Regions from separate parts of the Mus musculus genome. Here regions 1, 2, 4 and 5 are each linked to region 3. The links are chromatin loops, found by intact Hi-C in ENCODE. Cell type or tissue: left cerebral cortex. All regions are shown on one strand. Region 1 has its middle 14 kb from the start of Gm39389. Region 2 holds the start of Ripply2 (ripply transcriptional repressor 2). Region 3 holds the start of Snap91 (synaptosomal-associated protein 91). Region 4 holds the start of Cyb5r4 (cytochrome b5 reductase 4). Region 5 overlaps Gm36539 (a long non-coding RNA gene).

Evidence for each region. A loop is a pair of places that touch in the nucleus more often than their neighbours do. Peaks named below come from ENCODE experiments on the same cell type or tissue, not always from the same donor. Only the 100,000 strongest peaks of a DNase experiment are listed, where the experiment ranks them.
Region 1: it touches region 3 in a loop (2.3-fold over the local background); 2 of 42 quality-filtered maps call a loop at or near these places.
Region 2: a loop joins it to region 3, with 7 times the contacts of the local background. A loop is called at or near these places in 7 of 42 quality-filtered maps.
Region 4: a loop joins it to region 3, with 8 times the contacts of the local background. A loop is called at or near these places in 7 of 42 quality-filtered maps.
Region 5: a loop joins it to region 3, with 8 times the contacts of the local background. A loop is called at or near these places in 5 of 42 quality-filtered maps.

Annotation. Positions count from the first base shown.
Region 1 is chr9:86,974,178-86,979,177 of GRCm38, reverse strand. No RefSeq gene overlaps it. Among named protein-coding and RNA genes, the nearest start is that of Gm39389, 14 kb to the right of the region's middle. In left cerebral cortex, no CTCF peak of the experiment used is centred here; a DNase peak (open chromatin) is centred at 2,077.
Region 2 is chr9:87,012,433-87,017,432 of GRCm38, reverse strand. It overlaps Ripply2 (ripply transcriptional repressor 2), which reads right to left and starts at 1,896. Exons shown (of 4, transcript NM_001037907.2): 1 at 1,803-1,896; 2 at 1,487-1,565; 3 at 1,099-1,163. The coding sequence starts at 1,888. It overlaps Gm51687 (a long non-coding RNA gene), which reads left to right and starts at 921. Exons shown (of 3, transcript XR_003948201.1): 1 at 921-1,247; 2 at 1,531-2,144; 3 at 2,252-5,000. In left cerebral cortex, no CTCF peak of the experiment used is centred here; DNase peaks (open chromatin) are centred at 1,153 and 1,896; H3K4me3 peaks cover 1,876 bases; H3K27ac peaks cover 1,362 bases.
Region 3 is chr9:86,877,911-86,882,910 of GRCm38, reverse strand. Snap91 (synaptosomal-associated protein 91) reads left to right here and starts at 2,462. Exons shown (of 30, transcript NM_013669.2): 1 at 2,462-2,650; 2 at 3,330-3,489. The coding sequence starts at 3,360. In left cerebral cortex, CTCF peaks have their summits at 2,063 and 2,275; DNase peaks (open chromatin) are centred at 2,379, 3,240 and 3,992; H3K4me3 peaks cover 3,479 bases; H3K27ac peaks cover 2,335 bases.
Region 4 is chr9:87,019,907-87,024,906 of GRCm38, reverse strand. Ripply2 (ripply transcriptional repressor 2) reads right to left here. Exons shown (of 4, transcript NM_001037907.2): 4 at 4,466-5,000. It overlaps Cyb5r4 (cytochrome b5 reductase 4), which reads right to left and starts at 2,878. Exons shown (of 16, transcript NM_024195.2): 1 at 2,654-2,878. The coding sequence starts at 2,728. In left cerebral cortex, no CTCF peak of the experiment used is centred here; a DNase peak (open chromatin) is centred at 2,958; H3K4me3 peaks cover 1,985 bases; H3K27ac peaks cover 1,729 bases.
Region 5 is chr9:86,998,060-87,003,059 of GRCm38, reverse strand. All of the region lies in intron 2 of Gm36539 (a long non-coding RNA gene), which reads left to right. Among named protein-coding and RNA genes, the nearest start is that of Gm36539, 5.6 kb to the left of the region's middle. In left cerebral cortex, no CTCF peak of the experiment used is centred here; DNase peaks (open chromatin) are centred at 1,731 and 2,925; H3K27ac peaks cover 275 bases.

The sequences.
Region 1 (5,000 bases), 96 kb before region 3:
GCTTGACTCATTCAAGACCACAAGTTCCATATCGTGATAGACTGAGAAGTCTAAATGGAGGGAGCATAGTAACAAAACCCAAAGTGGTGGTCAGAGTCTGAGGAAGGAAGAGAAGGAGGGGTGACTACAGATCCCCAGCGAAGTGACACTCATGTGGTTTAGGTTCCCTGGTACCCAAAGACCTGTGCAGATTTCTGGGAGGAACCCAGCCCGGTTCTCACACGGTTATTAGCTTTGTCTTAGGAAAGCATCCTTTTTTTTTCCCCCTGGTTAGACTTTTTTCCCATTGGTTAATTAATTTATTCACTTTGCATCCCTATAGCAGACCCCTCTCCCCTAGTCCCTCAATCACATTGCGCCTTTCCCCTCCTCTTCTCCTCTGAGAAAAGGAACCCCTCCCCTCCCCAGGTATCAACCTACCCACTGCAAGACTAGGCACATCCTCTCCCGCTGAGGCCAGGGAAGGCAGCCCAGTTTAGGGAGCAGCTCAGGAACTAGGTAAGATAAGCAATTAATAGATGGGACCTCGGGAAACTGAAAGGCTTCTGTAAGGCAAACAATACTGTCAGTAGGACAAAACCGCAGCCTGCAGATTGGGGAAAGATCTTCACCAACCCTACATCTGACGGGGGCTAATATCCAAAATATATTAAAAACTCAAGAAGTTAGGAAAACATCTTAACCATAGCCAGCTATAGGGCTGTTCTCCTTCCACGTGAACTTTGCCCTAGTAGTGTGATATGTTATTACAATGTTGACAGGTTGTATGTTCCAAAGGCCTAATATTTCTTCTAGATTGTTTTAATTAGGTAAAAAAAGTCTTTAACGTGATTGATGTTTTTTTTTTTTCCCTAAATAAACAGGTCTTGTTTGTATGACTCCATTTATTCTTGCTGCAACTGAATACCACAAGCTAGGGAGTTTATAAACAACGGAGGCTTGTTTGGCTCACAGTCTGGAAGCTGGGAACCCCAAGAGCATGGTGTTTACATCTAAGTAGGACCTTTCTGATCCACTGTGACATGGTGGAGGGCACGGGGTGGTAAAGCAAGAGCACCAAAGAGAACTCTTGTCTGTAACAAAGCCACCTTCTCAATACTCACTAATATACTCACTAATACATGAACCAATGAACCCATGAATAGGGCTAGAGCCTTGGGGCTATCTCCTCTTTGAAGAATTCCCCCTGCCCCCATCCATGTTTCTAACAAATAGCATTTATGGATGTCTTTAATCCTTAGCGTTTTAAAAGCTAATTTAGTACTCTTGAACAGTATGCCACTTGAAAGTAGGACACACTCTAACAAGTCCCAGTTTTACTGTTTGGTTTCATGAAGGCAGAAGAGGGGTTTGAGGGGGAAAGAATAACTACTGAACACTTATCCCCTAAATGCGACAAATTTATTTTTATTTTTATCTTCATTATACTTGTGTAATGATGGAATAGATATGGTATCCCCTATTTACCACCCATATGGTAAATAGAAGAGGTGGGTCTGATGAAATTTGTCACATTTCAGAGCCTGGACCCTCTCTGTCACACCATATGTACAGCTGGAAATGGACTGCTGATAGGAACAAGGTGGGGACTGTAAGTTCACACTCCTCCAATAAAATGTAACACTGAAGGAGAGATTATTTGCAGAAAATCTGTTTTTTTTTCTTTTGCTGATTTTGCTTACCATTATTCTCATGAGAACACATAGGCTTCTCAATGTATATCAAAGAGTGACAGTATTTGCCTATAATCCAAAGATACTGAGTATTTTTGTCCACAAACCATATTGCAGTTTATTTTTATACATAACAAATGCAGCATCGTACTTCTGAAAGCAAATGTATGAATTACTACTAAAAAATCTCAAAGATACAGGCAATTAAATGTGTTCATAAAGTCTTATGACCTATAACAAAACTGGAAACCTAGAAATATCTTTCATTAAAGCAAATGTCTGGTCCATAGTCATTATGAAGTGTGCCAGTTTGGACTGCTGGCTTGTTTCCAGTTTTACTCTGCAGACATCTGTCAATTCTCTGTGTCAAGATGTCCATTGGCCGACTCCCATGTCCTTATGTAACAGGGAGAAAACAACTTGGGCAAATGCGTGCTCCTTTGCAATGAGAACTTCTGCCATGTATAAGTCCATCCTCCCCCAAGGCTTCCTTATTGTAAATGCTTCCACCTCCATAAAGACACTGGATATATTTGTCAGCAGAGGATTTCACGAACGTGGTTGTGATTTTTTCCTTCTTGCAAAATATCTGGGATTATATTTTATTGTTTGAGCAAGGTCAAATGCCAGTGAGGTTGTTTCACTGTGACATTTGTAAGCATGATTTTATTTACGAAATCTGAATATACTTCAAGGACAGGAAGTAAATTGTGGTGGATAAGAACTCAATTGGAGGTAATTACTATCGGACTTAGAACAACTCTTTCCTGAAGTGCACTGCACAAGAGTTTCTGGGTACCTAAATTTTCTTCTAGTATTTTATAATTCCTCTGGGAGCCTACATATTATCCATTTTTTAGAAGGCATGTGCCAAGTTAGGCTATTTTTGAAAGATTATCAAAATTATTCATTTCCACCAATATTTTTAGTAGACAGATAATAACTGAAGAACTCTGAGAAATGAGAACTAAATATAGTGTCTGTTAAAAGTTAATTAAATATAGAAACTTGCTCTGAGCGTCTACATGGGAAATTCTTCAATTACACTTGGCTTGTTCCTTCATATAGTACTGCAGCCTAGCTGATTAAAGCTTCTGGAGTGGGTTGACATTGCATATTACTACGCTTGAACATTCTCTCCAAACTCATGTTAAAATTTAACCACTATCATACCAGTAATAAGAGAAAAAAAGTTTGAACCAAGACATCTGTATTCACTATTTTTCTATTGCTGTGATAAAACACTCTGACCAGGGCAACTTACAGAAGGGAGAACTAATTCGGACTTAGGATTCCAGAGGGACAAGAGCTCTTGTCATCCAGCAGGGAAGTGTGGCAGTAAGCAAGCATGGTGGCAGGAATATCTGAAAGGTCACATCTGGAACTGAAAACACCAAGAAGACATCAAACTGGGAATGAGTCTTTGAATTCTCAAAGACTACCCCTACCCCCAGTGATATACTTCTTCCACCAAGGACATAACTCTTAAGCCTCCCCAAATAGCACTAACTGGGGACCAACTATCCAAATGCTAGAGACTATAGGAAACATTTATCACTGAAGCCACTACAGTGTCCTATTTGGTTGACTAGTGCTCCTCTCAGAAACCATAGGATTTAAAATGAGAATTCCAGTACCAGGTAGAGAGTACGTCTCTGTAAGTTATTGTCCAAGAGGATGTCAGAAGTCATCCAGACTAAACAGGGTATTGTTACTGCTCTTGGCGCCCACCAGAACTAGATGGTAAGACATTATTCACCTTGGATACAGGACACAAAGAAATTAAGCTAAAACAGAGCTAGAAGTGTCCTTCCAGCTGATTCACTTTGGTACAGTACTATGAAGGCTACTAGGGGAGAACAGCCATCAACAGTCTTATCCAGCTGTGGACCTTGCATGTTACAATACTGACCGGCCTGGCAAAATATGCCCACTCATATTATAGTGGCATGGCTTTTATGGTGATAACGAATCACATCTCTATTCAATTTTTAGGTCTGTTCTATGAGAGAAAATACATATTATTTTAACATTGTACTGTTAACCTTGTCAAAAGTTTGTGGCTGGGGGGGGGGGCGCGGGGGCAGGGAACAGGCTCTAAAGGGGGAAGCCACTGTTATTTGCTACATGGGCATGGAGTCAAACTACCTAAGTATTTCTTTACATTTGTATGTATAATCTATTTTTACTCTCAATCTTGGTTGGAGAAGCTTATTGCAGTGAGCAATGGTTAATGTAGAGACCCCTAATTGGTCAAGTGAAGAGAGTAAGTTGACTGTTGGGTACTTGGCCCTAGATAGAACATCAATATAGCCAATCAATATAGCCAAGCAAAGCAATTCAGAACAAAGGATGCAAAGACTCCAAAAGCTGGAAAATGGGGAAGAATGTCATGAAGTGCCCTCTCTTGGATATGATGCAGCAATTGTGGTCATGGGCACACAAAGCAATTGTGATCTCTGCATGGACAAAAAGGAAATGATACAGTGGAAACCAGCTGGGAAGAAGAAGGGGTCACTGGGGTAGGAAGGGTATATGAGAGAGCAAAAACGATTGAAATACATTGTGTACTATACGAAATATCAAAAATTGTAAAGGGGGTAGAAATTGGAACTGTTATAGGTGATGAGCTGTTGAGGGCTCTGTTGTAATGAATGGGTTTTTAATGCCATTGTCCAGGGATTTGGTTATGTTCTGGGGAGAGTGGAATGCTATAAGAACAAATGCAGCTGTTTATGTTTCCTCTGCTTATATAAAATGCCCTCTGCTGTGTTATGATGGCAAAAGGCCCTCACGAAATGTAGCCTTTGACCTTGACCTTGGCAGGTTCCAGTATGATAAGATTACCTTTACTCTTTCATTTAATTTGGGGTTCCCCATTACGACAGCAGCAAATGATCTAAGCCACATAGCTTTAATATTTTAAGCCTTCATTTATGAGTTTTCTGAGAGCATGATACATATCATGGTATATGTGTGAAGGTCAAAGGAGGAGGTACTGTACTCTCCTTCCACCATGTGGGTCCCTGGTCTCAAACCCAGGTCATCAAGCTTCACAACAGACATGTTCACTCTCCAAGCCCCGAGATATGTCTCTTGACTTCAATAAAGTTCAACAGCACCAGAAATAAATGCTTTATCAATTTTAGGTGAATAATATTTGAATATTGTAGTGACTTAAAAGTTTGATATAGATAGATAGATAGATAGATAGATAGAGAGAGAGAGAGAGAGAGAGAGATAGATAGATAGATAGATAGATAGATAGATAGATAGATATAGGTAGATAGATATGAAAATAATATAAGTTACATTGCACTACAACAA
Region 2 (5,000 bases), 130 kb before region 3:
CTGACCTCACTTCAAAACTAATCAAAGTAAGGCTAGAGAGATGGCTTAGTGGTTCAAAACAGTGGCTGTTCTTCCTGGGACCCGGGTTCTGGTCCCAGCATCCACATAACAGCTTATAACCATTAGCAACTCCGGTTCCAGGGGATCCTACTCCCTCTTTTAACCTCTGTGGACACAAGGCATGCACATGGTACAAACACATATGCAAGCAGGCAAAATACTCAGACACGTAAAAATAAAACGTGACCACTGTAAACTCAATTCCACTTATCACTTGCTTGCCCTGTGTCCCGCAATTACTTTAGCATTGGTAGGTAACATGTATGAACTATTGTACGCCACTTATAAACACATAGACACAGGCCAGGCTTTCTTTAACACAGTCACACAGGCCTTCTTTCAGCAGTTAATACAGCACAATCATAAACATTTTATCTCAAATAAAAGCTACAAAGAATCTTATAAGAAAGGCTGACTTTCAGCAAAAAAAAAAAAAAAAAAAAAAAAAAACAGTAAAATGAACAACAACAACAAAAAAAAAGTAAAAACAAACAAAAACAGTGACCAGCTGGGCCAGCCTTGGGTATTCTAAAAGTCAGGCTTGTTCTGCTGCAAACCTGCCACTGTCCATCTCGTTCCTCCTTTTGGTTTGCAAGAAAGTAATACATGCACTCTGCATGCCAAGGAGCCAGTTCTCCATTGCCCTTTTAGGATTAAAAATAATAAAAGAAAAAAACCCCAAACAACTTTTCGGGCATAAGATGCCCCCCCCCCTTATAAGCCAGAACCTCTTTCAGGGCAGGTAAACACCCTGCCAGCAAGCTACAGCCTCAGCCCCAAACGTCTCTTTTTTCTACTCAGTCTGCTTTCTCCCGTTTTAGCCAATTCAATTAGCATTCACTCACTATCCACCAACTGACAGTTCTTTTATGGGATGAGTCCTGTATTTTCCCAATTTTGTGAGTAAGAGAATCCTCAGAGTGGGAACACAGAGTGAGTAACGGCGCCAGCTATTAAACCAGCTGCGTGATCGTGCCCCATCTCCTTCCCCCTTAGGGCTGGAGTTGAAGGAGACCTCCAGTAAGGCCTGTCACTCACCTGACAGGGTGTTGGTATTGCAAAAGCTTCCCGGAAGCTTCTGCCATTCCTGGGCCACTGGGCAACTAGGAAGGAAAGGAGTAATCGCAGTCACCATGCATCTCATTGTCGAAATTGGGAAGGTGTGAGACCCAGCGCCTCTGGTTCAGGTAGGGGCTGTGACCCTGAGCCTCTCCACAACCCAGCTCTTGGCTGCAAGTGACTGCATCACTGCAATGGATGTCCCAGCCCGCGTTCATACCCACAGGGTCTAGGGCAGGCACACTGTTAAGCACTGGGCAGATTGGGGGCGCAAGCCACTCAGGCCCTTACTCCTCAGGCCTGGATTGGGGGTCGGGAGTGGGGATGCTCTGCAGCCTGAACCGCAGCGGGCCACACTGTCACTCACCGCCTCTGCAGCACGGGGCCCCGTCCGCTTCTCTTTCTCTCCAGGAGTTCGAACCCACGGTCTCCAGAAGCCCTCGGACCTGCAGGATGGCAAGCGCAAGTCGCGCACAAAGAACGTGAGCCCAGCCACCGGACTCAACTCGGACTTAGTAAGGGCACCGGGCCCGGGCAAAGGCAAGAGCGGCGGGTAAAAGGCGAGGGCTGAAGTAGAGGGCGAACAGGGACGAGCCGGGGCCAGGCGGTCCTCGGGCTCAGTGGGCGGCGGGCACGGGGCGAGGGTGGAGAATGCGCGGGGATGGATCCCGGCTGATAGGTACCCGGGCTGCGCGGACGGCGGGCAGCGGCTGCGCGAGGGCGGACGTGCTGGGTTGTGCGCGCTCTCGGCGCTCTCGGTGGTATCCATGGCAGGACGACCGCGTCGGTGTCGCAGCCCGGCTTTATCTAGCCCTTGCAGACCTTCGCACCCCGGTCGCCCTCGCTGCTCTGCATAAACAAAACGGCAGCGCGTGAAGGCGCCGCGGGCCGCGCGCGGGTGTGAACGCGTGCAACATCCCAAATGGCCCGGGAACCGGCTGCTGGAGCGAGTGTTAATAGCCCCCTGACACACGGTCTGGGAGAAAAACAGCATGCGCCCAAGCAGCCAATTTCCATGTGAAGAGGTTAGGAGGGGATGGAATTAAACGATTCTACACGTTTTTGTGTATTTCTGCAAAAATGCCCAGGGCTGGTAATTGCCTGACACTTGGCTTGGCTTTTTGGCCTTCAGCAAATGTAGCTGGCTCTGCAGCAACCAGTGTTCTACAAACTGGATATGATATAAGAAGAAAAAAAGAATAGCTTTAATCACTCCCTCCCCACAACATCAAGCAAAAACGCAAACGAAGTGTCTGTATGTGGAAATATAGATCAATAATAAATGTATGTTTTTAAAAAAATGTTATTGAAAAGTTATGTTCACAATCTGCCTGTTACTTGAAGGGGATGGACAATCTTAGGCAAGAAGAAATGAACTATGAAAACCTGATTGTTACATCCAAGAGGGGCTGAGACAGTTGTCATGTGGTTTCAGTGCCTTCCCACAGCCTCTTGACTTTCTCTCAAACTCTTGTCAGTATCTCTCTCCAGTAAGCCCTGGTGTATCATCTCTACAAATCTGCCATCACTTGGCATTATATCAATAGATCATAGTTAGACGATACTTTTGTGGTTGGGAAAGATGATGAGGATAATGAATTCTGGAAGGTTATGATATGAGATAAATTATTTATTCTTCCTGTACTAGTTTCTTCTCTTGGGAGTTACCCCTTGTTTATCTGTAGAGGTTCATCAAACCTGTCCCCCTCAGATGTTCTGTTTCAAAGCAAATGTGACCTGTAAATGTTATAATTTCTTCCTAAGACATTTTAAATAATGGAAATGAGTTTCCTCAAACACTGCAGATTGAAAATCTTGAGTGTAAGCCTAGTGGTACTGCTCCCCACTCTGTTACTTCATAAGAAAAGAATCCACTTAATTGTTACCTAGAGGGCTGCAATGACGTGACTACCAGAGGATGAGATAGGATTTTCTTCAGATAATGAAATCAGTGAAGATGGCTATTGCTATTCTCCGTGGCTCAGAGTAACGACGCTTATTAAATGCTTGTTGCATGTCTGGCACACAATAAGCCCTTCCTTGACAGATGATAAAAATGATTTTAGGAATATCATGGCCAGCTGACAAGATTAAGGTTAAGATGCCTGCTGCCAGGCCTGACGACCTGAGTTCAATCCCCAGAGCCTGCATGGTAGAAGGAAAAAACTGACTCCCACAAGTTGTCATCTGACCTTACACACAACAGTGGCGTGAAAGCCCACCATATCCATACCCAAGCACACACACAGACCACCACCATCACCACCACCACCTACTACTATTAGATAAATATAATAAAAATATGACCTTACAGATGTGACCTATTTGATGAAGAGACCTATTCCAGTTGCATAAATATCTTTGAATTATCGGCAATGTATTAAATCCTGAATTTTTACAAGTGATGAAATAAATGTTCCCTCCTTACTCAGGAATACTGCAATATATGGTCATTACTGTGGCCACAAAATCAATAATATTTTTAACAAAACATATTTAATTGCTAAAGAACACTCTACATTTAGAAATGACAGTTGGGAGGATTTGGCGTGTCTTTTAGGTACAATGAGGAAAGCCCACTTAGAGTAAATGAAACCTACACAGGGATTTCTAAAAGGATCAGTTAAAGAATGCTACTGTCTCTGTGTGGAAACTGGCTAAGAGGAGAAGGGATGAGGTTATTGCTGACACAGAGATGTGGTGAAAGAGACAGGGCAGGCGTGGGCTGCTTGGAATATGCTGTGCTCAGACATTTTGACTTCATTCTGTAAGTATTGGCAGAAGACTGACTAAGCGGGAATAGGGGATGACTACAGTTTGTATCTTACTTTTTTTAAAGGCTTTGTTTTGTTTTGTTTTTTTGACACAACCATGGAAGATGAGAGTCATTGAAACCTGGTGGTGAGAACAGGAAACCCCCTGAAAGGCTGAATGATAGTAGGGCATATATAAATCACAGAGGGCAGATTTGAAGGGCAGTTAGGAAATAGCATCTACAGAAGTGTCTGGGCCATAAAGACAAAGTGTTCATGAAAGTGGAGCTGAGATGTGTTCTGAGATATGGAACCCACTTAGCAGAGGTAGTGGTACTGGGTCAGGCAAAGTCAAGATCACAGCAGACCCAGAGTGCAAGGTATACTTCTATGTTTCAGTTTTTCAAATGACCCAGAGAAGAACAAGAAAATAATGAATTTTATATTGGTTTGCCAATCAACTAGGACAGACCGGGCAATATTGGCAGTAAGAAATACTTCCAAAACTTCACAGGATTAACAAAAGAGAAGTGATTTTCCTGGTCACCCTATATACATCTTGTTTTGTCTAGTGGAAGGCTACCTTTTAAGCTTGGCTTTTGAAGGCAAGCTGATAAAGTTTGATATCTCTGGTCTGATGCTAGTTATTATAACAGGGAGACACAAATAAAATTGTGTATCTAAAGCGACACATGTCACCTCCAAAACATTTCTCTGGCCTAAACTAGTGAGATGACATATTCATCTCAAAGGAGAAAGGAAATACATTTCCATTGTATTCCCCCAAAAAGGAGAGACAGAAACAAACAGCATAGGAGAGTAGCGTCTCTCCCTGCTGCTACTGAATGGATACTCAGTTCACTGTCCTTCTTGGGGGTTCGGGGGAACAGTCACACTAAGGACAAGAACTCAGATGGATCCGGTGGCTTCTGAGAAGTCTTGATGAAAATAGATGGAGATACCCAAAGAGCAACCAGAGATACATGTGCTTGGGTGCAGCAGAGAACTTAAATTGAACTTGAGCATCGGCCCAAAAAGGTGATCAACAATAGGAACTAAATAGTTTCCTAAAGAAATGTTGTGGCTTTTGAGAGCAAACCAAGGCCAGAGCTGTGCAGGCTGTCATTT
Region 3 (5,000 bases):
CTGGATGGAGATTTTTTAGGGTGGGGATTCGTGGGATTTCAAGTCCTGAGCTTAGAGTGAGAGCCCAGGAACTGGGTTTAGATGGGTTTTCAAACCTGGAAGTGTGCTCAGACCTTTTACCCTACAGCCTGTAGACATTTTACCCTACACTGTGTCCAGCTTCATTCCTAATATAAGTATTTTAATACTATACATTTTCTTATAGTCGGCGCTTTTTCTACAGGTAGTATATTTTGATATGTTGCATTTATTTTTATTACCATTTAGTTGAAAGTAGTTCTGTATGGGAATATTAGGTCTATGGGTGCGCTGAGTGTGCTATTTAATATACTGATTTTTAAAAAAGATATCTATCTGTTAATGAGTTTGACTCAACTGTAGGGGGGAAACCCCATAATTTGTATGACTATAATTCTTCTGAATGTATTGAACCTACTTATACAGTGAAGAATATTGTCTACTCTGGAGAATATTTTAAAAGCATTTAAAATAATGCATTCCACTATTGCAGGCTAAAGTGTTCTATATTATATGACAGAGTAAGTTAGGGCTATTTTGAATCACACATACCCTCAATAGTTTTCTGTCTACTTACTCTATCAATTATAAATGAGACGATGCAGAACTCAGCTGTAATTGTGGATTTACTATCGCTCCTTTTGCACCATCCTGTTTGAAGTTCTGTTCCTAGATGGCTAAACATATGGAATTGGCTGTTGATGAGTTTTGTTGTTATGCAATGTGCCTCTTTCTTCCCATTAACATCCCTACTATAAAGTCTACCTTAGCTAATACCAATACGGCTACTCCAGCTCTTTATCAGATATGCTGAGTTCTCGTTTACTTGCAATAAAATTCACCAATTCTATGTGTCCAAATTCATACTGTTGTTATCGACCACCTTAGTCATGATATAAACCTTTTCTATCATTTTAAATAGTTTTTCTTTTGAAGTCAGTCCCCAGTCCTGAACCTTGGCATCTGGTGTATTTTCTGTCTTGAACTTAAACCTTTCTTACTCTGTTACATAAATGGATCAAAATAGTAAATAACGTCCTGGTGATTTGGCCTCTTTCATGAAGCATCGTATGTTCTCAAATTCATCCATGTTGTTCATTTCTGTCTTGTTATTGCTAAGTAGTATTCTGTTGTGTGGATATGCCATGTTTTCTTTAGCTATTTATCAATAGACTGGTTTTCCTCCAGTGTGGGGCCATTATATAAGCTGCTACTAATTTTGAGTGAAAGTTTAAAGAGAAAAATGTGTGTGTCTGGTTCCCCCCCCCCCCAATTGGGTAAATACTGTGCAGGACTGCGGGGGTCATATAGTAATACGTACATAACTTTTTGGTGGTGGTCTTGATCTTTCTTTCTTTAGTCAACAAGGTTTCTAATTGCTGCTGCTGGGATCAGCCCCAGCTGTTAGGAAGTTATGATTGGGTATTGAACACCGGACCAAGAGAAAAACTACAAGGCAGAACCTTGATGTGTGTAAGTAGGCGTATATGACCTTGGGGGACTGAACAGAGGTCACCTGTGTAAAGCCAGAAAATATGTCAGGGAAGTACCTAAGGGAACTTCTGATCTTAACCGTGGGAATTTAAAAGAATAGTTAAGACAATGACCTTTACAAATGTCAACTCATGAAATTATTAACCGACTCCAATCCCATGCAAATAACACTCGACATTCAAATAATATAAGACGTTCCGACATATTTAAATGGCAAAAATTACAGTTTAAGGGTGCAAATGATTACAAGACGAGTGTAATCTGGCATTCAGCTAATTGCTTTGCTACTTGTCTATACCGCATACCTCAGTATTGCTTTAAGGCTAAAGCGGCTCGAATTACCTGCCCACTCGGCTCCCCGTTGTAACTGAGACTAGTGGAGCAGCCTCAAGGAGCTGAGGGTGCACAGGTAACGGTCGCGTGGCCACAGAATCTGACATTTCAAATCGCCCTGCCCATCTGGGCCTCTACTGCCGAGGACAGGCCAGCTAGTCACAGGCACGCTTCTTAGGAGAAGGGGCTGGGCTCTGTTGGCAGCGCACGCTGCCGCCCTTGCCTCGGCCTTCACAGCCCTCCCTCTCCCCAGGCCCACGCCCGCGGCGATCCCCGAGCATCCTGCAGTTGCCCGGCAGGTATGCGCGGCGCGCGCGCACCAGGTCCGCCCGGGGACGCAGCGGGTGCGCGCGGGGACGCAGGGCGCGCGCAAGAACGCAAGCCATAGAGCCGCGGCGCCCCTCCGGTCCCACCCCCTCCTCCGCCGTCGCCCGCCAGGGATGCTCGCGTGCGGCCCTCCTCCCGTTTAAAGCCGCGGCTCCGAGGGGGGCGGCGAGCAGGAGCGACAGGGAGGGGGCCGCTGGCGTTCTGCAGAGGACTGGCCCGGGTTCGTCGGCTGCCGTCACCTGACTCGTCGCAGGCGCTCCAGCTGAGGTGGGGGCGGGGATGGGGACGCTGCGCCGAGCGCTAGAGAGACGCGGCGGCGCTGGCGGAGGCGGCGGCGGGTGGGGACCGCGGGGACCGCGGAGCTGAGACAGGGGCCGGGCCGGGGCTACAGGCATCGCGGCCCGGGGACACCAGGGCGGTGCGTGTCTGCACTCAGCTACCTCGCGCGGCGTCCGGGCTGCGGTGCTCCTGGGGCGGGGTGAGTACGCTGGGCCGCACGGGTCCCCTCCCCTGCTCCAGGACCCGGGGATTCGAGGGATAATCCTAGGGCGCGGAGAAGGGCAGAGGCGGCCGGGTGACAGCTCGGTGGCGCTTTAGCGGCCGGGCGGGGCCTGGGCTGTCCGCCCTCTGAGATCCGACTGGAGAAGGGTGAGGCGCATCGCGGCTCAGGGCGGCCCGACTATAGGGATGGAGGGCGAGGGAAGAGGAGTCGTTGCTGCCGCCGCAGCCCCAGGACAGAAAGGAGGTGGCCGCGGCCCTGCGGTGCTGTGGGAGACACGTTGCGGCTCGGGGCAGCGAAAGGTGCGCGCTTCTGGGCGCGGCGTCCGGGGTAACCCCGACGCGCACCGGGTCTCGCACCACCGAAAAGGGTTGCGCGGACAGTGCTGCTTGACAGGGGGCGAAGCCGGGATGTGGTGACCGCTTCAGGGTGTGGGAAAGCGGGACCGTGGCACGATGCAAGGACTACCCTGCGGGTGGCTGACAGCCCTGGACCTCGATGGACCAACTGGGCTTGGCGCGCCGCTGGTCCCAAGAGGCGGTGCCAGGGCGGGGTCGGCGGAGGAGAGAACCGCCGAGCGGAGGGAGCAGGCAAGGCCGGGCGCTCCAGCTAAGGCGGTGCGGGTGAAAGCCGGACCATCTCCTCTTATTTCCTGCAGAAGAGGAGGCGGTAGACGCGGCCGGTGAAGATGTCGGGCCAAACGCTCACGGATCGGATCGCCGCCGCTCAGTACAGCGTGACTGGCTCTGCTGTAGCAAGAGCAGTCTGCAAAGCCACCACTCATGAGGTGATGGGCCCCAAGAAGAAGCACCTGGACTGTAAGCATCCTTTTATATAAGCGGGACATGCGCGTGACCATAGGGGCTCAAAGGCCGGCGGCATGGCCTTGGCAGTCTGTAATACTGCCAGAAGCCTTGGGAACTGGCTCACCATCGAGTCGATCCTGAGATCCTGAGCTCCTGCCTCTGGCCTTGGAGGTGTCCCCTTGAATAGGCCCTGAAACCTTGTCTATCGAGCCGTTTTTTTCTTCTGATGACCTCCAAGAGCCTAGAGGAGGGAACACACACACACACACACACACACACACGGTTGCATAAAAGTGTACATTTGGGCTACATCCTTTTAATCATTTTTTTTCTCCACTCTCTGTTAGGTTAAAGGAAATGAGGGGTGGTAGGGTCACAATGGGGAGACAGAGAGATTGATGGGTGGGTGGATGGCCACTCTTGACACTAATTTCTTAAGAGCATTTTGGATAATCGTAAAATCCTGCTTTTTCCTCTGCTGCTACTCAGAATTTGTGTGTGAGTGTGGGGGAGTGCGCGCGTGTGTCATATGTCACTACACTGAGCCGAACTGAAATAAATCCAAGCTATTGAATGAGCAGATAATGGCGATTTCATTCTGAACATCTTGGCACACTTCCTTTGTCCTGTTCTCAGAAAATGCTGGGTGGGATAACTGGTCAGCTCACAAAATGAATGTCCTCTCCTCTTTAGAGGTGGTACAGTTTTAGATGAAAACATAATATTTAATACATAATATTTCCCATGATCATTGGCTCTCCGGAGAAAGCTTTATTCTGGTTGGGGAGCTGTATGTTTCTGAAGTTTTTCATGCTGTTAGTATAGTTAGTCTTTTGCTACTGGAGGGGAAAGTGATACTTAGAAAGACTTTAACCTGCTTTAGGCAGTGAGTATCCCCCAAGACTATCCCAAATAGTATTCTACAGTCTCTCTACATCTGTTTGACCTGCTTAGACTCCTCTGCCCTTTGTTGGTGCTCATTGTTAAATGTCACTCTTGGCACAGAAACACATTTGCCCGTGCTCATATTCCCACCTCACTGTCTTGACCTCTTTTGGTTTGTTGGGGGGTTTTTTTTGTTTGTTTGTTTGTTTTATTTTTATATTTTATTTTCTTCAACCCTTCTTCTGTCTCTTGTGTTGCCAAGAAAATGGCAACCCCACCATTCCAGTTAGCCCCAGCCCTCTCCTTTGCCATGAGCAGAGCTTGAGGAAGCTTGCAACTGGGCTCTGTCAGAGCTGTCACACGGCATTGGAGACTTTTCTGTCTAGAAGTTTATCTGAGGGGGAGACATTATTACGTTTTTCCTGAGGGAATGTTTAAGAAAATTTATTGATTACAGTATAATGTGTTACACATTGAGTACCAGGTAAGAGAGGCTCTCAGGGCCAAGACACCTAACAGGAGTAGGAATTATAAATTCATGACCAGCTCCTTTTGCTGCAGCATGCTGAATCATTTAGCCATCTTTCCATCAGTTTCCCCAACTCTGGGAGGCTGACTCACGGTTCTGTCAACCTAGA
Region 4 (5,000 bases), 140 kb before region 3:
GAGTCATATCTAATTTAGGCATTCATTTATCCCAAAATAAATAGGTCAGGACCTCTGGGGTACACTCCATCATCTAACTCAACCTTCTTGTTTTGACCATTGGTGAAACTCTTCTGGTGACTCCTCCCAAAGAATAAAAAGTGAGAAAAACAATTCCTATCCCAGAGAAAATCACTGGGTTCTCTCTCCATTCAGTAATCCCTAAGGCAATTAATTCTTTGGAAATGCAACTCAAATCATAAATCTTTCTTCTACAGTGGCTCCTTATTCCTCAACTGTTAATCAGATCCTCTGGTCACAGTTTGCATTACTAGCTCCATGTTTTAGCCTTGACTTTCTACAACTTTCTATCAAATGCTCTGGCCTAATGGGCACAGATTCCCCACTGGTGTCAAGCACTTGCTCATAGTATTTTCCTCCAATCTAACTCTAATTCTTTTTTGGTGCTAATACCCTACTGACGTACGGAATATAATTGTCTGTTTTCTTATCTGTGCTGCCTGTGAGACTAAGTCCCTTGAAATCAGAGACCACCCTTCAACATACTACACTGTCTTAGTATCAGAGACCACCCTTCAACACACCATACTGTTTTAGTATCAGAGACCACCCTTCAACACACCATACTGTTTTAGTATCAGAGACCACCCTTCAACACACCACACTGTCTTAGTATCAGAGACCACTCTTCAACACACCACACTGTCTTAGTATCAGAGACCACCCTTCAACACACCATACTGTTTTAGTATCAGAGACCACCCTTCAACACACCATATTGTCTAAGTTTCCTTTTGCTGCTATGATAAAACACCATGACCAAAGTCAACTTATAGAACAAAGAGTTTATTTTGGCTTATGGTTCCACAAGGGGATTCCATAATGGCGAGGCAGGTGTGGCATCAGGTACCCAGAGCAGGAAGCTGATTAATCATATAGCAACTGCACACAGAACAAACTGAAAATAGGTGAAGCTGTAAACCCTTAAAGCCTGCTCAAAGTGACATACTGTTTCCAATAAAGCCAAGGTTTCATAACATCCCGAGACAGCACCATCAACTGGGAACCCCATGATCAAATGCCTTAGCATATGTAGGACATTACAGTTTCTCAATAAACACTGAACAGCTATTGCATAAGGAATCTGTCTCTGTGTAAGATTCAAATTGGTGAGATTTGAATAAAGGGCGTAAGGTAAGGAATATCTGCTGAGTGCGTAGCAATGCTGTGCTATGGAAAAGTCTCATCTCAGGCCTATGAACAAGACAACAACAACAACAACTGGTCACGCGTACATACACCTGAGCCAGAATGTGACTGCGATGAAGTAGTGGGTCTTGGAAAGACATCTCTTTCCTACTCCAAAGTTCTAGACTTTTAACAATTTAACAATCAGCCTATCTGGCTGAGTTCCATTTTTGAAAACTTTATCTGACTGTTTCATTGTTTTATGCAGTCCTAACTCTGCCTCTCAAGGGTTCGAGATTGTCTCATTTCATAACAAAGAAATTAATCCTACCTGAGGGTCCTATTAAATTACACAAAGATCTTACTTTGCCCTCTTTGGGGACAACAAAACTTACTTCTGCTATCGCATCTAAGGAACTTGCTGTCTTTGCCTAGAAGTTTTCTCCTTTAAATGAATGCTGAGAACATAGCCATTTTAATGAAGAAAGTCAGTTACTGACGTTCTCATTCTACAAAGGGCAACCTTAGACTATGGAGCCAAGCACTTAGCTTAAAGAGAGAGCAAGATACCCAGTTGATGGCTGGTGAGCAGAGGCGCACACACAGCAATGAAGGAAATGTCATAATCACAAGCTTACGTGACTGATAGCAGACTTTCATCAACCTATTTCTTTTTACCAAGAATGAAGATAGTAAACGTCCCTAGCTTCAGGGTAACTGTGAAGATTCAATGGGCAAAGGAAAAGGACTCCAGATACACATGGCCATCAGTGAGCCCACAAAACATCTTAGTGCTATGTATGATTAAAGCTGGGGACAGACATTTCTGAAAAATAAATGAAAACCTCAATTCCTTTTCTGATCTAAGGGCAAAACCTCAGATCTAAGTGGAGAAGAATGGAAAGTCTCAAAGTCATATAAAATAAAACTCGAGAAAGGAATCGAGTAGCCCAAGAAGACAGAAGTCTCAAAAGAAAATACCAAGATGTGGTTACAGAATAAGGAACTAGCAAAATAACATAAGAGCATTCGCCTTGCAATGAATACACTACACAATTTGTACTGAATTTTGCAACTATATATCTGTATTTCCACCTGCTGCTGACAGTAACCATATTCAACAAATAGACAAGAGCATGGTACCAGATTCAAAATCAACCAGGGGTGTCTACAGATGAGGCAGTGCTGGAACCACTGGCTACCGTATACACAGAGGAGTGCGACTTGAAGAGGTGGCACTAAATCTGACGGCAGGTTTGCAGACTCCAATCATCCCTAGCCACCGCCACTGCTCAGCCTGGATCTTTGACCGTAAAGAACAAAAGACTGGAGAGGACAGCTTGAGACAGAAATGCAACCATGCCGGAAGCGGGGTGCCGAGTGGACTTACCGCGGCCAACTTCAGCAGCTCAAACACACTTAGGGCGTTTGAGTTAGTAGTCGAACGAACGGCGTCGCCACTTACCTTGCTGCGCCCCTGGGAGGAGACGCGCTGCTGGGAGCCGGGGGCCGGGAAAGCCTGGGAAGGGACGTTCAGCATCCTGGGCCCCCGGCTCGGGCCGCATCCGGGCTCCGCCACCGGACAGGCTGCCCTGGTGGGACCCCAGCGCCCACCACCGTCCGTGCGGGCTCCTTGGCCCGGCCGAGGCCAAGCCCCCGACCCACTTCCGGGGTCGCCAGGGGTCAGGCGCGTCGTGACGCAATCACGCTCACGAGAGGCGGGGCGGGGGCGGAGTCAGAGGAAAGGCTCACTCACTCTGTGAGCCCGGTCGCCCGGCTTGGGAAGGGGTGGCTGTGCGGGGGTTGGGGGCAGGGCAGCGCATGCTCAGTTACTCTTTGGTCCTAAACTTCAGCACCACAAGGAAATGACAGCTTTCTGCTGAAAGATCAGAGAGTGAAGCTGTTCCCCAGCCCTGGTGCTGATAGAGGCCGAGGGTTATTTCTGGTAGAACAAGAAGACCAGTGCCTGTCTCTTGATAAACAACAATTGAAATATGAAAGAAAACAACACTATCAAAACGTTCAGACTGCTGAATAGTTCTCTCCTGTAAAATACTAAGCTCTAGGAAAGAGGACTTCACAGTTTCATGAGCTAAGAAGCCGAACTCAAGCAGCCTCTGCTGTGGGTTAAGAAACGTCACGTTTGGGGAACCAGTCTGGAAAACGAGTAAAAGACGTTTCCAGACGACGTTTCCAGAAGACCTTCTCTATCCATACACTCACACATTCTTCCTCCTCCCATAACTCTTCACTTTCCCTGAAATCTACAAGTAGCTCACTCCTAAATAGAGTGATTTGGTTTTGGTGTCATCCTTGTATTTAATGGCCTATGCACGCTACTTTTTATTAAAGGAACATTTTGTCTGTATAGGCTTGGGTTTCTGTAAGAAATAAATGGCTATATCTAAACCATATACTGTATATATTAATAGGCATGTAACAAAAGACAGGCCACCTTATACTATCCTGATTTGTTAACAAGAGAAATTCCTAACACTGTGGGTCCATGTTAGTGATACATTGGCTTTTTCTTTTTGCTAGGAAAATACACAGATCCACAGGGTGGAATCCAATAGAAAGAGAACATTTTCCCAAAGAGTAGTTCTAAATAACCCATCCCATTCTCTGTGGGGTTCTAATTTTTTCTGATTCTGGACACATCATTTACTCCAGCTATGTAGTTTCCAGAGTCCCTGGGAGTCAAAGTTGTGATAATGTGGTTTAATATTATGAGAGAGTCTGTGGATATGCTTAGTCATTCAAGCACGGGACATTTCTTAGCTAGCTAATTACCTCTCATCTCCACCTCTACCCATTTTTATTCTGGAATACTGCAGGAAAATATTTTTGGTATATTGTCAGACAAGCATTGAACTTGCAGTTCTCCTGCCTCATCCTCACAAGTAGCTCAGATTATAGATTAATAAAATATGTTTGTTTGCACCTGAACTGCTGAGCAGGTGATTATATAAAAACTAAAAGGACTTCATGAGCATAATCTACTGTGTCACCCTAACCATGCAAGTCCATCGTCCATCTCATTAAAGTATGGAATAAGTTTTCTTCTGTGATGCCTATGTAAGAAAAATCAGTCACTGAGGATTTATTTTACTCCCCAGAAGAAGATGTTTATATGAGAATATTGTGAGCGGGAAACTAAAGCAAAAGGAAAGTGGATAATGTTGAATTTTATGTCTTCCAAATCTTAGCTTTATCCAGGACAAAAGAAAAGAGAGCAACTTCATGTTCTCACCGTTTTTAGACTCTGTACAAATCATTCAAATTTAAACCTTTTTTTTTTAATTATAGGAATCCTTCAACATATACAGAAAGTACTGAACACCAGATTAAAGACAACAGGAGAATATCAGAGTGAGAGTCACACTACTCCATACTTAATTACAGTCCTTAAGATTTAAGTGACCCAAGATTGTTTTTCTTTCTCAACTATAATTACTTAAAGCATTTCCCTATGAGCAAGCAAACAAATACTAATATCCGTGAGAATAGTAGCAGCACCCAGTTTTCCTCACTAACTGCCAAGATTATATCATCTGTAACTAAACATCCAATTGAGATCAGCAGAAAACACCAGACATTACAAGAGCCGGTCTTTTAAAAAAACCAAATAGTTCCTTGAAAAATTATAACTAAAGATAAATTTGTGATTTAATAAAAAAAAAACCAGAAGTATTCTTTGTGAATCACAAATATTTATAACACAATCAGGACATTTGTACATGATGTCTATCTTAAAATCCCAACATTTAATTCTAGTGTAGGGACAAAGAGGATTCCAAATACTGTAATTA
Region 5 (5,000 bases), 120 kb before region 3:
GCCACCATGGGCCTCTAGTGTTTAGGTTAAAAAACAATCTAGTGATCATACTCTGAGTCACAGTTTTCTGAGTCATAGAATTCTGTTGAGTGTTACAGCTTGAATGTGAAATGTCCCCCACAGGCTCATGCGCCAGACCACCCAGTGCCTTTGATGGTGTTATTTTGGAAGGGTAGGACCATGGCCTAGTTAGCGGAAGTGAGTAGTTGGGAGTGGGCCTCGAAAGCGGTACAGCTCAAGTTCTACCTGAGCCCTCTGCTTCCTGCCTACCAGGATGTGAGGAGCTGAGCCAAGTTCATCTCGCCTGGAATGGGCCACTTCTGTGCAAGGGACTATTTTCCCTGAGACCATGAGCTAAGATAAATCTTTTCCATTGTAAGTTGTTGTTGTTTTGGCAGACATTTTGCTCATGATAATGGGAGAATTAACATGGTGATATTAGTTGAATTAATCCCTTAAAACTCTACCTGGGGGGGTCTCACAGGAATGGGATTGATATGTGTATTCAATTAATACATATATGTTCAACGAGTGTGTGTGTGTGTGTGTGTGTGTGTGTGTGTGTAGTGTGTGTCTTAGGGTTTCATTGCTATGAAGATATACCATGACCATGGCACCTCTTATAAAAGACAACATTTACTTGGGGCTATCTTATAGTTCATAGGTTCTGTCCATTATCATTATGGCAGGAAGTATGGCAGTCTCCACACAGGTATAGAATTGGAGAAGCTGATAGATCTACCTCTTGTTCCAAATGCAGCTAGAAGACTGACTTCCATGTGGCTAGGAGGAGGGTCTCAAAGCCCATCCCCACAGTGACATATTTCCTCCAACAAAGCCACACCTACTCCAACAAGGATACACCTCCTTGTAGTGCCACTCCTGGGCCAAGCATATTCAAACCATTACACACACAAAGAGAGAGACACACAGAGACATACATATATGTATATATATATTCATATACACATACAAGTACATACACATAAATATATACATGTAAGTGTTAAAGACTGCCTTTATGTAACAAGGACTTGGCCTTCCAACAATGGCCATCTATCTGCTGGAGAGTCAGAAACCTCTGTAGTTGTTCAGGCCATGAAGGTGGATGCCTCAGCAGTCTGAGTCTGATGCTGAAATCCTTGTTCCTAAGTATCAATGACGTTCCACACAGGAAGGCAGAAGCAGCTGGTATCTGGAGCCAGGAGAGGATGGCACTAACATCATCATCATCATCATCATCATCATCATCATCGTCATCATCATCATCGTCATCATCATCATGATGCAGCAGCAGCCGCAGAGACAAACATTCTCACTCATGAACAAGTGAAGGCAGGCAAAAGTACAGTCCCTATCCCGTTTAGTATTGGGCCACCCATTGGAAGGTGCTGCCCATTCTCAAGAAGGATCTTCTCCACTCAGTTCATTCTTTCTAAAAACAGCCTCCCAGGAGTATGTGAGAGCTATGTCTCCTCAGTGACTCCAGGTTCTGTCAAGCTGCTGATCAAGAGTAACTAACTGTCACAGAGAGAAACACAATGCTTACAGATAAAAGAAGAAGAAGAAGAGGAGGAGGAGGAGGAGGAGGAGGAGGAGGAGGAGGAGGAAGTAGTAGTAGTAAATTCTCGGTATCTGCACCAAAGATGTGCAAGACTTTTTAAACTCTTTTATACAATGCAACCAGCATATGGGGAAGTAGGTTGTCTTAGCAGACAAATGACAGAGCTAAGTTTGGTCTCAAGCAACATGACTCCAGGATTGTGCTTATAGTCACTGTATTATTAAGTAACCAAGAGCCAGTGGGGAGCCCTGAGATACTACCTAGAAGGCACAGCTTCCAGATGGCTGGTCTGCAGAGAGCCAGGCTCCTTTCCTATGGTTCACGGCCATGCACTCTTCTAACTCTCAGAGAGAAGAGTTGCTCTTGGTTCTAGAGACCCTGAAATTGTATTTGTAACTGTCATCCAAGAACAACGATATTGGAGCAGATAACTGTCATGTTGTCAGGTTTCGCCGTCATGACAAACGGAGATAATCAACTGATAAGGAGGAAGGTTGCTTTGGTTTATAATTCCAAAGGTTTCACTCAATGTCCAGGAGGCCCTGTGACTTCTGAGCTTGTGGCAGGAAATGCATGGTGCCTGGAAGCCAGGAAGCAAGGAAAGAATAAAAGGAGGAAGAGGAGGAGGTATTGGGGGGGAGGGGAGGAGGAGGAAGAAAAGGAGGAAGAGGAAGAGTAGTAGTAGTTGTTGCAGTAGTAGTTGTTGTAGTAGTAGTTGTTGTAGTAGTAGCAGTAGTAGTAGGAAGACTAAGGTCTTGACATCTTTAAGGGCATACCCCTAGGGACCTAAATTCCTGTCATTGGGTCTCATCTCTTAATGGTCTACCACATCCCTGTGCATAAAAAGCTGGTGACCAAGCCTTCAAAGTGTGAATCCTTGGGGGATATATTTGACTTCAACAATAGTAGCATTTAGGTACTGAAAATCTTAAAATGTATGTATGTGTATATATATATATATATGGCAACCAACTGACCACAGTAGAGCTGAATTTGAGTGCATAATGCTTGCTTAGGATGGGTTTACTAGTGACCCCATCATTTCAAGATAGTAGGTTAACTAATGACCCCATTATCTCAGGACAGTCCCTCAGCTGTGCCTGCTGTGCTCTGAGTCAGAGAGCTATCAGGGTTGACCTTCCCAGTGTGCCACTGTGATAGACAGTGGGGGATGTTCCCGTTTTGTGTGGAAAGGTATCTTACCATGGCAAGTAATGCACTCTCATCCCATTCTATTTAAATGTCTCCTCAAATTCTCATTCTCCCAGGAACCCCAAAGCTCCCTTCTTGAGTCTCCCCAGAGTTCTGCAGTATGAGTCAGCTTGTTTCTGTCTCCCACTGCTGGCTCTGCTCTGGTGTCAGTTTTCTTCACAGGGATGAGTCAGTCATGGCCCGCCATCCCCTCCTCTTCCCTTTGTGTCTGTGCACATGGCCTATTTTGGTTTCCTTACCATCCCTTGAGCAGCATTTATTAGGGAACTGAGAAAAGTAAGCCTGTTCAATCTGCATTTCTAGACTCTCTCTCTCTTTATATCATTAAACTTAAGTCATATTAAAGCTGAATCAAGAGAATCTCATCTAGATCAGAACTGAATCCTCCTTCTAATCTGATCATACTGACATATTGCCAAAGAAGAAATTAGAGAGGATTTTTCCCCTCCTTAATAATGTTAATTCTAGCAAGATACCACAAAAGCTGGTTTCTATATAAGAGTCTCCTTAAGAACATCACAATAAGTTTACTATGTCACAATCATACACAATGCCTCCTGGGGCTGAGTATAGTGGGTTCTTATACAAATTGGTAGGAATCACAAGTGGATCTAGAAAGTGAATTTTCCTTTTTTCCTTTTACTTATTCTTCTCTTGTATATTATGTTCTCCCTTCCCTCCCCTGAGTCTCTCCTCTAGACTTCCCCTTTCCCCACCCCCACCCCCACCAGATCCAACCCACTTCACCTCCCTCAGAAAAGATCAAGCCTTCCAAAGGACCTCGACTATATACAACATAACAAGCTAAGTAAGACCAGACATGTATTCTCACATCAAGGCTGGGCAAGGTGAGCCAGTATTAGGAAAAGCATCCCAAAGACAAGCAAAAGAGTCAGAGATCGGTCCTGCTCCCACTGTTAGCAATCCCACCAGAACACAGACACACATAACCATAACATATGCAGAGGGCCTAGATTAGACCCATAGAAGTTCCCTGATATCTAGGAGCTCACTTGAGTCCCAGTCAGTTGATTTTGTGGGCTGTGTTCTTGTGGTATCCTTGATCACCCTGGTCCTCTGATCCTTCTTTGCCAGGACTCCCTGAGCTTCACATAATGTTTGGCTGTGAGACTGCATCTGCTACCATCAGCTGCTGGATGAGGTCTGTCTGGTCTCTTTGATGAGGGTTATGCTAGGCTCCAGTCCCAGCACATCCTGCAGGCAGGACAAATTGTAGGTAGGAGGGTTTGTGGCTGGCTTGGTGTCCCAATTCCTTCACTGGAGGCCTTGCCTAGTTATAAAGGATGGCTCCTTTAGACCCTAGGCTCCCCATTACTAGGAGACTTTGCTGGAGTTACCCCTTCTAGATTCCATGGAGTTTTCTCTCACACCAGGCTTCCACTTGCTCCCAACCCTCCCCCTCCCCCCATTCCAGTCATCTCTCCCACTAGTCTCTCCCTCCATCCCCAGCCACCTGAAAACCAATTTCTTTTACTAGGGTGAGGACATTGCTTCTCCCTGCCCCACTTGTAGCTTTCTATCTTGTCACCAATTGCTCCATCAAAGTTGCGTTTTGCTCGCCAGTGGGGAATTTGCTAGAAGCACAAACTGAAGGTGGCTGAAAAGCATTAAATAGAGAAAGATGGAGCAAGGATAACAATCTCTGCAAAAGGTCAGAGTGCTGCAGTGGAGGGCACTGCTATTCGAGACCCATTGTCAGATGGTCCGTTCTCACTACAGTATCAAGATTTAAGACCTGTAGTTATCCTATACCTCAACCCAGCCACTGCTAGGGGATCTTACCAAATCTAGAGACTAAGAAAGATAGCTCAGCAGTTAAGAGCATATACTGTTCTTTTAGGGAACCCAAGTTCAGTTCCCCACACCCACACCAGGTAGCTCACAACCACCTGTACCTCCACCAGTCCCTGATCTCCCAGAGCAACCACATTCATGTCGTCCTGGGTAGTGTGATGGTTAGTGCTAATTATCCTCTTGGCAGAATCTAGAATCACCTGGGAGATGTGTTTCTGGACATGTCTCTTGGGATTATCTTAATTAAGTTAATTGTGTTGGAAGACATCATATCTGCCAGCAGGATATGCCTTGAGAGGGTATACTGGGCGGTATCCTTCAGCATTATTATTCATGGTTCTTGCTTTTTTGCTGTGGTTCCCGCCAGGCTCCTCCTCCTGCTATGGTGACTTCTTCACTAGGGTGGACT